Regions from separate parts of the Mus musculus genome. Here region 1 is linked to region 2. The links are chromatin loops, found by intact Hi-C in ENCODE. Cell type or tissue: gastrocnemius. All regions are shown on one strand. Links, peaks and the distances in the headings refer to the core of each region. The heading gives the core; the rest is flanking DNA. Region 1 overlaps Gcc2 (GRIP and coiled-coil domain containing 2). Region 2 holds the start of Ccdc138 (coiled-coil domain containing 138).

The links. Hi-C counts contacts between places; a loop is a spot of excess contacts. Peaks named below come from ENCODE experiments on the same cell type or tissue, not always from the same donor. Only the 100,000 strongest peaks of a DNase experiment are listed, where the experiment ranks them.
Region 1: it touches region 2 in a loop (2.3-fold over the local background); 2 of 42 quality-filtered maps call a loop at or near these places.

What each region holds. Positions count from the first base shown.
Region 1 is chr10:58,297,633-58,303,016 of GRCm38, reverse strand. It overlaps Gcc2 (GRIP and coiled-coil domain containing 2), which reads right to left. Exons shown (of 23, transcript NM_027375.2): 22 at 4,152-4,353. Among named protein-coding and RNA genes, the nearest start is that of Gm40668, 12 kb to the left of the region's middle. In gastrocnemius, for the core only: a CTCF peak has its summit at 2,020; no DNase peak of the experiment used is centred there; H3K27ac peaks cover 822 bases.
Region 2 is chr10:58,495,273-58,500,656 of GRCm38, reverse strand. It overlaps Ccdc138 (coiled-coil domain containing 138), which reads right to left and starts at 2,720. Exons shown (of 16, transcript NM_001162956.1): 1 at 2,595-2,720; 2 at 1,444-1,488; 3 at 1,238-1,295. The coding sequence starts at 2,687. In gastrocnemius, for the core only: CTCF peaks have their summits at 2,562 and 4,868 (motif pointing left); DNase peaks (open chromatin) are centred at 2,518, 2,730 and 3,091; H3K4me3 peaks cover 1,574 bases; H3K27ac peaks cover 1,683 bases.

The DNA of each region.
Region 1 (5,384 bases), core at 103-5,102, 200 kb after region 2:
TAGATGTTTATTAGATACTATCTTTCTCTAGGGGATCTGAGAAACGTTCCCAAGTCATTTGAAAGCATTTTTTTTTTCACACAGGAAAGTTTACTTTATAAAAAGTGACAACAAACAACAGCTGTCCTCTCCCAGACACAGAGTCTCCTGTATCTTAGACTGGCCAGCTGAGGGTGACCTTGAACCTCTTCTCCCTCCAAATCAAAGCTGTGATTAGAGGTATGTACCACATATTTAGGCATCAATGGGGATGGAACCCAGTGTTTGCATGCTTAGCAAACACTCTACAGAACTATGTCTCCAGTCCCTTGTTTTAACACTCTGAGCCAAAACAGGGAAAGGCCTTCACATGGAAGGACAGGACAGCAACTAAACACCTGTCCAGTGCTTTCCTTCGCTTTTCTGGGTCTGTCTGTCTCTCTCTCTCTCTTTCTCTCTCTCTCCTTCCTTCCTTCTTTCTAAAGATTTATTTATTTATTTATTTATTTATTTATTTATTTATTTATTTTATATCAGTACACTGTAGCTGTCTTCAGACACTCCAGAAGTGGGAGTCAGATCTCATTATAGATGGCTGTGAGCCACCATGTGGTTGCTGGGATTTGAACTCAGGACCTTCGGAAGAGCAGTCAGTGCTCTTAACTGCTGAGCCATCTCTCCAGTCCCCTATCACCAGTTTTATCTATTTCTTGATGCTCTATATGATTCCTTTTTACTTGTGTTTGGCTCATTTGTTCTGTCAACTGTATCTGTGTCAGTCATTAATCCATCATAGCTTTAACTTTGTGGGTTCTCATTTCCTATGTCAGTGAGAGAAACAACAAATAATTTGAAGACACTCAGGAAAACTCTTTAAAATAAACTTTAAGAGTTACACTTAAGTGCTGGTGAGATAGTTCAGTGGGTAAAAGAGCTTGCCTTACAAGCCCAATGACCTGAGTTCAACTCCTGGAACATAGCACAGAGGGCGAGAACTAGCTTCCAAAAGCTGTCCTTGGGCTTTCTGTGCACTGTGTATATATCTGCATATGCACGCACCTCCATGCAAGCCACAGGCTCCTGTGTTTGAGCCCGTGGTCTCCAGTTGGCAGCTCTGTTTAGGGAGGTTATAGAACCTTTAAGAGGTCTTGCTGGAGGAAGAATATTGCTGGTGGGGCTTTGACGTTTTATAGCCCGGCCCCAGTTCTTGCTCTGTCCCTCTGTTTCCAACTGCTAGGCTCGTCTCCTGCTCCTGCTCCTGCCTTCCCTGCTATGACGGACTGTTCCTCTCTGGAGCAATAAGTGAAAAGAGACCTTTTCTTTTTCCTTAAGTTACTTTTGGTTATGGTATTTATCATAGCAACTGAAAAAAAAGAAACTAAAACATAAACTTTTAAGAACTGGTGGTTTCCTGTTCATTCACAGCATTTAGAAACACATGCTTTAGAGTTCTAGGATCTGAGAACTTGCGTGTACATTCTTGTGAAACTATTTCAACTCTAAAATCTCTGAGATTAGTGTCTTTTAAGTTTGTTGATCAATGTAGAGGACACAAGCTCACAGATCTGCCCTAGAGAAGGCAGGAATATTAAGCATTTAGCTTGTCTCCTCTGTGGAAGGATGAACATAAATGTTTTCCACCCAGAAGGCTGGGAGTTGATGTTGTTAATGACCTGGTGACCTTTATTTTGAGCTTTGTTTCTCAGTCAATAGAAGCAATCTTTAGGGGAGATGTCACATGTATTTTGCAGCCTGATGACCTCTACTCTATCTCCTAGCCCCTTAAGCTATAGAATCCATCTTCATGGTAGAGGTCATATGTACTTTGCAAAAGAGTTTTGCTATAGTCACACCATAAGCTTTATTGTGCATTTGGGATTGAGACAATTTTTACCAGGAATTTTTTTCCCAAAACTGTAATGTACTGAAATACATCTCCAACTGCCTGGTGTCAGACACAGTGTGAAGCAACAGCAGCCGAATCACACTGAACTGAGATTCCTTCTTGCCTCTTGCAGTTCTTTTCTCTGCCAGCAGTGGAGCTTGCAGGGGCCCCTTGTACAAATCAAGGAATTCTAAACTTACAAATGGGAGATACTGAGTGATTGTAGTATTTTATATTAAGCATACTGGATAAATGATTGAGAATGTATTTTTACTAAAAGCTGCATTTGAGTGGATGAAAACACATTTCATTCCTGAAGTGTTGATAAATTTTATAATGAAGCACAGTGGTGCAGGCCTTTAATCCCAGCACCTGCGGGGGCAGAGGCAGGCAGGTCTCTAAGTCTGAGGCCAGTCTGGTCTAAAGAGTGAATTCCAGGATAGTCAGGGCTACAGAGAAACTCTGTGTCAAACAAAACACAACAAAACAAAACACAAAAACAAACCCCAAAAATATTATAATGAAAATGTAGGTTTAATTTGAGAGAATAAACTAGAACAGTACATAAAAGCTTAGTAGATAAAGGTGCCTGCTGCCAACCCTATGGTCTGAGTTAGATAGCAGGAATCCACATAATGGGAAGACAGGACCCAGGTTCCGAAACTATGCTTGAACTTCCACATGTGTGTCATGGCAAGCATGCACAGAACATATACCACAGATACACACAACAACAGATAAATAATACATAAATACGTGATATATTCTCATACTGAAACTTTTTGTTGTCTGAGATAGAGTCTGGTTATATAGCCCTTGTGGTTTGATATCCACTCTGTAGTCTGGGGTAAACACTCAAACTCTTGGTATCCTCTTGCCTCAGCCTTTGAATGGTGGGGTTACAGGTATATACTACTATGCTTGGCTTCATTTGGTTACTGTTAACAGTGGCTATGGCAATCTGTACTTTAGTTGGCAGAAATAAGAATACTGTAAGTACTAAGAACATTCTTCATTAGGACAACAGGTTACATGAAAACAGATTCAAAGGAACTACCAGAACTCATCATGAAGTAAATAACCCTGCCAAACATTAAGCCTGAATCTCACTAGTCCTCTTGATGAAGAACTCATGAGGTACATACAGCCCTAGACCACAAGCATCAGGCTGCTAAAAATGTAAAATCTTGGGTGAGGTCCAGCAGGTAAGTTTGACCAAGAATACCAAGTGCCTTAAAATCAAGGGCCATTCTGAACGTATTAGCTTATTTAGGATGTATAGGGGATGGAGGACCATGCTAGAGGGCATCAAAATGAGAACATCAGCCACTAGTTGGTATCTATACGTTTTAGGCCTAGTGCTGCAATGCTATAGTAAGTATACAACACACTCGTGAGGTGTTCTTGGTGCTCACTTTGCCCAGATCCACCTGGATATAATCAGAAAATTGCATATACACAGTATTTAAATAAGTGTAATGCTCCTATAAATACCAAATTCAAATGCTGGACTGCTATGGACAAATGATCAGTTTCTTCAATTCATAAATGGTATATTAAGTTAAAACATGACTTATTTTAACTCTGAGGGGATCAAAACAAACAAACGAACAAACAAATCCAAACAACTAGACCCTCACGACCCATCACTCAACTAAACCTGAAAAAATGCAACAGAACAAAGCTTGAAGGAGACCATCAACCAACGGCAGAGTAGACACTGATTTGCGATAACACCGTGGTCATGGCGTGGGAGGAGATTACAAGCCTCTAGTTCTACTTCTGTTAGAAAAACTGGCATATTCAATTCAGGTCTATCAACCACAGCATTTCAAAGGAGCCTACAGAGACACTGTTAACCTCACTGATGTGAACATTACAGTCACCATGGGATGGCACCTCAAGACTAGCCACAGACAAGAATTGGGTCACGTGACTGTTGTTCCTCTACTGTCAAGGAGTAGGAGTAGAGTCAGGGGAAGTGAGGGAGGAGGAAAACATGTGAACACACACTAAGAACAAAACATATCCAACTCAACCCCAGAATACAGATGTACTTTTCAGAGACAGGTCAGACTGTACTTTGGTGTGTATTGAACTCATTGATGTACTGCAACAGACTCAAGTGTTAAAGAGCCAGCTTTTCAACCCCAGTTATGTGTGTTACAAAAGTAATCCAAGTGAATAAAATTTAACAGAAAAAGGTTACAGGCACACATCAATTCTTATGCACGAGCCATGGTTAGTGCCCAGGATCGCACACCAGTGACTGCGTCCCATCACATACCTTGAGCAACTGTGGCAAGCTTTCCCTTTTCCTCAGGGCTGAGCTGCAGCATGGTGTCTATCACAGGCAGAAGCCTCTCTCTTTCACTACCCGGCTTCAGGAAAATGAACCGCAGCAAGACATTCTTCAAGTACTCCAGGTTAGCCACAGACTTCTCACGCTCTTGGTTTCTTTCCAGTCTTCTTATTTCACTCTTGAGAAGCTGGCGTTTAGAGGTTAGTTACCAGAGAGTGTGGGGATGCAAAATGAACACAAATATTCCCATCTTCTCCCCGAGCAATCCCTGCCCCATGAAAACAAAACTGGAGCGAAGACAAGCGTGAGAGCTACTAACTAACTCAGGGAGAGAGTAAACAGAGAAGCAGGTGACAGGTTTCTAAACACTGCCAGGGAGAAGCAGCGCAGAAGCACACAGTGTGAAGACAGAAATAGAGAGACATTCCTGCCCAAGCTCATACATCACAGAGAAGCTGGACACTGGCGAGGGACAGAAGCACTAAACCAACAACCAGAGCCACGAGCTGGGGCAAGTGCACTTCCTCCTTCCACTCTGGGGACATGTGCTTTGGGAGCACTCGGAGTCTGGGAGCAGGGGGGAAATCTGCAGCCTGCACTGACCCCTTCCCTCACCCCACTTGCAGAGGCAGGCTATCAGGATGTCCAGAGCAAATAGAACTTTATCAAAACAAGCTCAGATCAGGAACACTAAGAAGTACTAGACATTACAAAACAGTACCAGAAAAAATGGAGAGAGATAATTTGAAAAGTAGTAGGAAGTTAAAAAAACAAAAAACAAAGACAGGGCTGGAGAAGATGGCTCAGCGGTTAAGAGCACTGACTGCTCTTCCAGAGGTCCTGAGTTCAGTTCCCAGCAACCACATGGTGGCTCACAACCATCTGTAATGGGGATCTAATGCCCTCTTCTGGTGTGCCTGAAGTCAGCGACAGTGTACTCACCTACATGAAACAAACAAACAAACAAACCTTAAAAAACAAACAAAAACAAAAACAACTCCCCCTCAAAACCCAACCAAAATCCAATAACCCTGTTAATTTTTAAATTTGTGTATGTTGGGAGTAGAACGGGGTATGTTTCCGAGTGCAGGTACTCACTTAGGCCAGAGGCATGCGATCCTGGAATCAGAGCTACTGAAACTGCAAGACCAGTCCTTATGTTAACTACTGGGCTATCTTTCCAGTCCCTTTCCTGCCCATCTTTGAGGATAATTTGAA
Region 2 (5,384 bases), core at 309-5,308:
CCTGCTCTCTTATAGAACCAAGACTACCAGCCCAGGGATGGCACCATCCACAAGGGGACCTCCCCACTTGATCACTAATTGAGAAAATGCCTTACAGCTGGATCTTGTGGAGGCATTTCCCCAACTGAAGCTCCTTTCTCTGTGGTAACTCCAGCCTGTGTCAAGTTGACACAAAACTAGCCAGTACACCCAGCCAGTCCTCAGACCCATTCAGTCCTCAGACCCAGCTCAGACCCAGCCAGTCCCAGCCAGTCTTCAGACCCAGCTCAGTCCCAGCCAGTCTTCAGACCCAGCCAGTTTCCATTCAGTCCTCAGACTCAGCTCAGACCCAGCTCAGTCCCAGCCAGTCTTCAGACCCAGCCAGTTTCCATTCAGTCCTCAGACTCAGCTCAGGTCCCAGCCAGTTCTCAGTCCCAACTCCCATATCTTGATGAAGTTAAAGACACTATTCATGCTGCAACTACCAAAGTTTAATGATTATTATGTTTAACTAATAAATATTAGCTCTGAAGTATTAACAAGTTAATGAATTAATTTTTAATACTTATTACCATAAAATGTTTCAGCTTATCAAAAAACATTACAAGCCAACTTGATAAATTTTCCCTTTATTTTTCATTCTGGTATATTCTTTTTTTGTTTTGTTTTGTTTTGTTTTTTCAAGACAGGGTTTCTCTGTGTAGCACTGGCTGTCCTGGAACTTGCTCTGTAGACCAGGCTGGCCACAAACTCTGAAATCCGCCTGCCTCTGTCTCCCAAGTGCTGGGATTAAAGATGTGCGCCACCACTGCCCGGCTGGTACATTCTTTCTTGCCTAAATAAAACTTACTAGTATTTTCCGTGCAGTATATTCTGTACAATTTTTTTTAACATTTTTCAAAAGCAAACATACCAGCTGGGGACATGGTTTAGTGACTGAGCACTTGCTAAGCACTGATCAACTTCCTCAGAACTGATTAATAGTCTAGATTCGACTCCCAGTACCACAAAAGAAAAGTAAAAGGCACGCATATTATAAATTACATCTCACACACACACCAAAATCCCTCGATAAATTTAGTTTTAGAAGACATCTCACACATTCAACTCTAAATTCACAATTAGGTGATTATCAGACTGAATATTTTTTTTAATGAAAAATGAGTAACAATAAGCCTAGGTCTAAACATTTCTATAAATCTCTCTCAAGTTAAATTTGTTAAAATACTCAAATATACAAAATTTTCTTTTGGCTTACCTGGGGAGGTCACAATTCTTCTTTTATATTTAGTCTGGTCAAAATCTGAAAGTTCATGCTAGGTGAGGAGAAAGATACACTTAAGTTAAACACTAAGACCTATTCTCTTAAAATACTTTTCCATAATTACAAAGGTTAGCATGGACAAACCTAGGGGCACCACTCAACCCAAGATCAGCATCACTAATTAGACAAACAGCATGTACCTGTTGATTCATCAGAGCAGCCCACACACCAGTCATGTCGTTTTCCTGCCAAGAATACAAAACCAGAATCAAATCAGAAGCTATCCGTTAGACAAACTCAAACTGAGAGACATTCTAATACACACGTCTTCCACCTTGTGCAAGCACTAATGTTACAAGAAACTAGGTGTGGACATCTGTTGTAGATTAAAGGCAACCACACACAATCAAATGTAATGTTCGGACCCCAGGTAGTATCTGCACCAGGGTATGCTTTATCATTGTGGTAATCTGTGTACAAACTATACACTATCCTGTTTATTATCACAATACTAAATTTCTTGGAAAATATCAATAAGGCTTTAAAAGAGAATGTGCTTCACAGGAAAAGCAAGCTAGAGGAGTATGTGTTGGAGTCTCAATTAAGGTTATGTGAGGATAGAATGAATTTGTGTCATGGTCACCGGAACATTGGGAAATATTGCTATTTCTCAAGAAGGGGTTTTGGAAAGCCAGCAAATGTGGGAAGGAACAGAGGAATGCCTGCGACCTTGCTCACCTTCTGGAGAAGTCAGGGTAAATGATGTTCCCATACCTCAGATGATTTTTTTGAAGACAACATTGTTATGCTTTATATAACCTTGACCATGCTGGGCTGTCAAGCAGGCTTCTCAGCTGAACTGTAAACACCTAACTCTGTTATCAGAGGGTGAGGATTTAAAAAAAAAAACCGAATCTGGTCGTGCAAACTGAGGTATGTAATTGGTCTCCCGCTTCTGTTCTTCCAGGATTCATCGAAGATGTGATCTGGCCGACCTCTCACAAGATATTAGCAAAGACCTCAGTGGGGGCCCCGCCTCAAAAATGGCAAGACTCTCCTGGTGAATGGCGCTCTCAAGGGAGGACTACAAGAATGCACATCGCCACAACTTTTCTGTAAGTTTGCAATTACTTCGGAGTAAGATGCTTTCCAGAAGGAACTACAGTGTCTTCCGTGCCTGCTGCACTTTGGTCACCGCCAGCATTGGTTACCAGGACCAAAGCCACGCCCCGTCCGTCGAGGCGGTTTCCCCGAGGGCGGGAACTCTCTAGTGAGCCTCCCCGAGGAAGGCAGGGCTAGCGACCTCCCGCGGCCGCCCAGCAGAGCCCACCGCGGCTTCCACCCATCTCACCTCCACGGGGCACCTTCCCGCCAGGCCGTAGCGGCTTTTGAGACGCTCCACTACCATATCCTGTCCCGGTGGCTTGACCACCCTGCGCTCCATGGTGAGTCTCTGACTGCGGTCGCCCGGGAAACCGGGTTCACAGTCACGTCAGGGCGGGCAGTACGTCACGACGCCTGGCTCCGCCCCCCGAGGACGCCGGAAGCCGGTAGGAGGATACACTACAACCCAGTTCTCGGTTGCCCCTTAGAGTTTCTCAGTTCCAAGTCTTTTACCCGCCATAAATGTGAAGCATGAAAAAGGTGAGTTCTGCCGGGCAGTGGTAGCCCACGCCTTTAATCCCAGCACTTGGGAGGCAGAGGCAGGCGGATTTCTGAGTTCGAGGCCAGCCTGGTCTACAGAGTGAGTTCCAGGACAGCCAGGGCTACACAGAAAAACCCTGTCTCGAAAAACCAAAAGGAAAAAAAAAGGAGGGAGAGGGAGAGGGGGAGGGGGAGAAGAGAAGAAAGATTCCCTTGAGAGCGCTGGCTCGGCCAGCAGGAAGGCGAATAACTTCTCCACAGCAGAGAGCCAGAATGCTCCCCAAGGCTGGAGACCACAGGGACTACAGGGTAAATTTTACTGTGCACTACATAAAATTAGACTAAACAGGGTCTCTTCATCAAAAGTGATTTACAATCACAGAAAAATCAGGACATGTCTGAGCGCTAAGCGCATTAACTGCTGATTATACTCCTTTGCCAGTTTCCATAGGTGGTACAAAAATAATCGAATATAGGCAGGGAAGGTGGAGGCTGGAGGCCAGCCTGGGCTACAGGGTCATAAGCAGTTGGGGCAATTAACTGCCTCAACTACCGGGTGATCTGCCTCATAAAATGAAAAAATGTTCGTTTAAAACACAGAAACCTCTTTCCCAGCTATGCAACAGCACATAGTACTTGGTGTGTTCAACTTATCACACAAGCTCCTACCTGTTCAGTTTTTCTTTGAGATACACTAACACTGAGAAATAGTAGACATGTGTTGTAGCAGCCCCTAAATTCTCTGGATAACTTTTTAACTTACAGAAGTTGATACTTTAGCAATAGACAAAAAACTCACTATAAAAACATTGCCTAAAGAATACTTTTTTGCCAGCTGGAGAGATGGCTCAGTGGTTAAGAGCACTGACTGCTCTTCCAGAGGTCCCCAGTTCAATTCCCAGTAACCACATAGTGGCTCACAACCATCTGTAATGGGATCTGATGCCCTCTTTCTGGTTTATATGAAGACAGCTACAGTGTACTCCTATATGTAAAGTAATCTTTTTTTAAAATACTTTTTGCTAAAAACTACCACCTAGGGGCTGGTGAGATGGCTCAGCAAGGTTAAGACTGCTCTTCCTAAGGTCCTGACTTCAAATCCCAGCAACCACATGGTGGCTCACAACCATCTGTAACGAAATCTGATGCCCTCTTCTGGAGTGTCTGAAGACAGCTACAGTGTATTTACATATAATAAATATTTAAAACAAACAAACAAAAAAAAACCTACCACCTAAACTGTGTAATTGTTTTATTTTGGTTTTCAGGGTAGATTTTTTTTTTGGATTTTTTGTTTTTTTTATTTTTTTTTTTTTCCCCGAGACAGGGTTTCTCTGTGTAGCCCTGGCAGTCCTGGAACTCACTTTGTAGACTCAGAAATCCGCCTGCCTCTGCCTCCTGAGTGCTGGGATTAAAGGCGTGTGCCACCACCGCCCGGCTTGGGGGTAGATTTTAATGAGCTTAAAACCTATCAATGTGAGTTTATACCATCATCAGTGAATAAACAACAGATCACATTGTTCTTATATATCAAGCATCATATAAAATGCCACAAGCTTATTTTTAAACTTCTTTGTTAGAGCTGGATAGCTCAGCCATTAAGAACATTAGACAAGAAAACAGAAATGACTCGATACTTACATTTGGATAATAGAAAATTGTATGGTCTAACTAGATTCTTTTTAGTTCTTCCTGGGGGAGTCGAGTTCCATTCCCAGCACCCAAATGGTGGCTCACAACCTTTGGTAACTCATCAAGTTGTAAACACCTCTACTATAAATAAATAGCAATAGTTAGTTTAACCTGCCATTTTGTCACGTTTTTGAAAGGTCTTTGGGCTGGAGATGGCTCAGAGGTTAAGGGCATTGACTGCTCTTCTGGAGGTCCTAAGTTCAATTCCCAGCAACCACATGGTGGCTCATAACCATCTATAATGCGATCTGGTGCCCTCTTCTGGCCTGCAGACATACATTCAGGCAGAATGCTGTATATATAATAAATCTTTAAAAAAATGTCTTTAATAGCCTTAATGTTTTGAAATAATGTCTCTTAAAAGTATTTGCAACCATGCCACATGCCTGTAACCACAGTGGAGATCAAGAATTCAAGTCCAACCTTAGCAAGGCAATCTTGGGGTACAGAAAAATTAAAAATTTTTAAAAATTCCATTTACTTAAAAATATGGCATTAGCTTCTCAGCTGAAATTTATATGAATTTATATTACACAGGTTTCCAAAAAAGCCACTAAATGGACATGGTTCTTTTTACAAGGCCAAATTGAAGTAGGTTTATTTCATGTACCTGGTTACAAGATTAAGTATTTTTATAGTGGTGCTTGCTATTGTATAAATTCATTAAGTAAGCCATAACCTGCCTTACCTAATCTAATGGTTGGACACAACAGAAATGACTGGATACTTACATTTGGATAATAGAAGATTGTATGGTCTAACTAGATTCTTTTTAGTTCTTTATTGAGTAAGCCCATAAGAACAT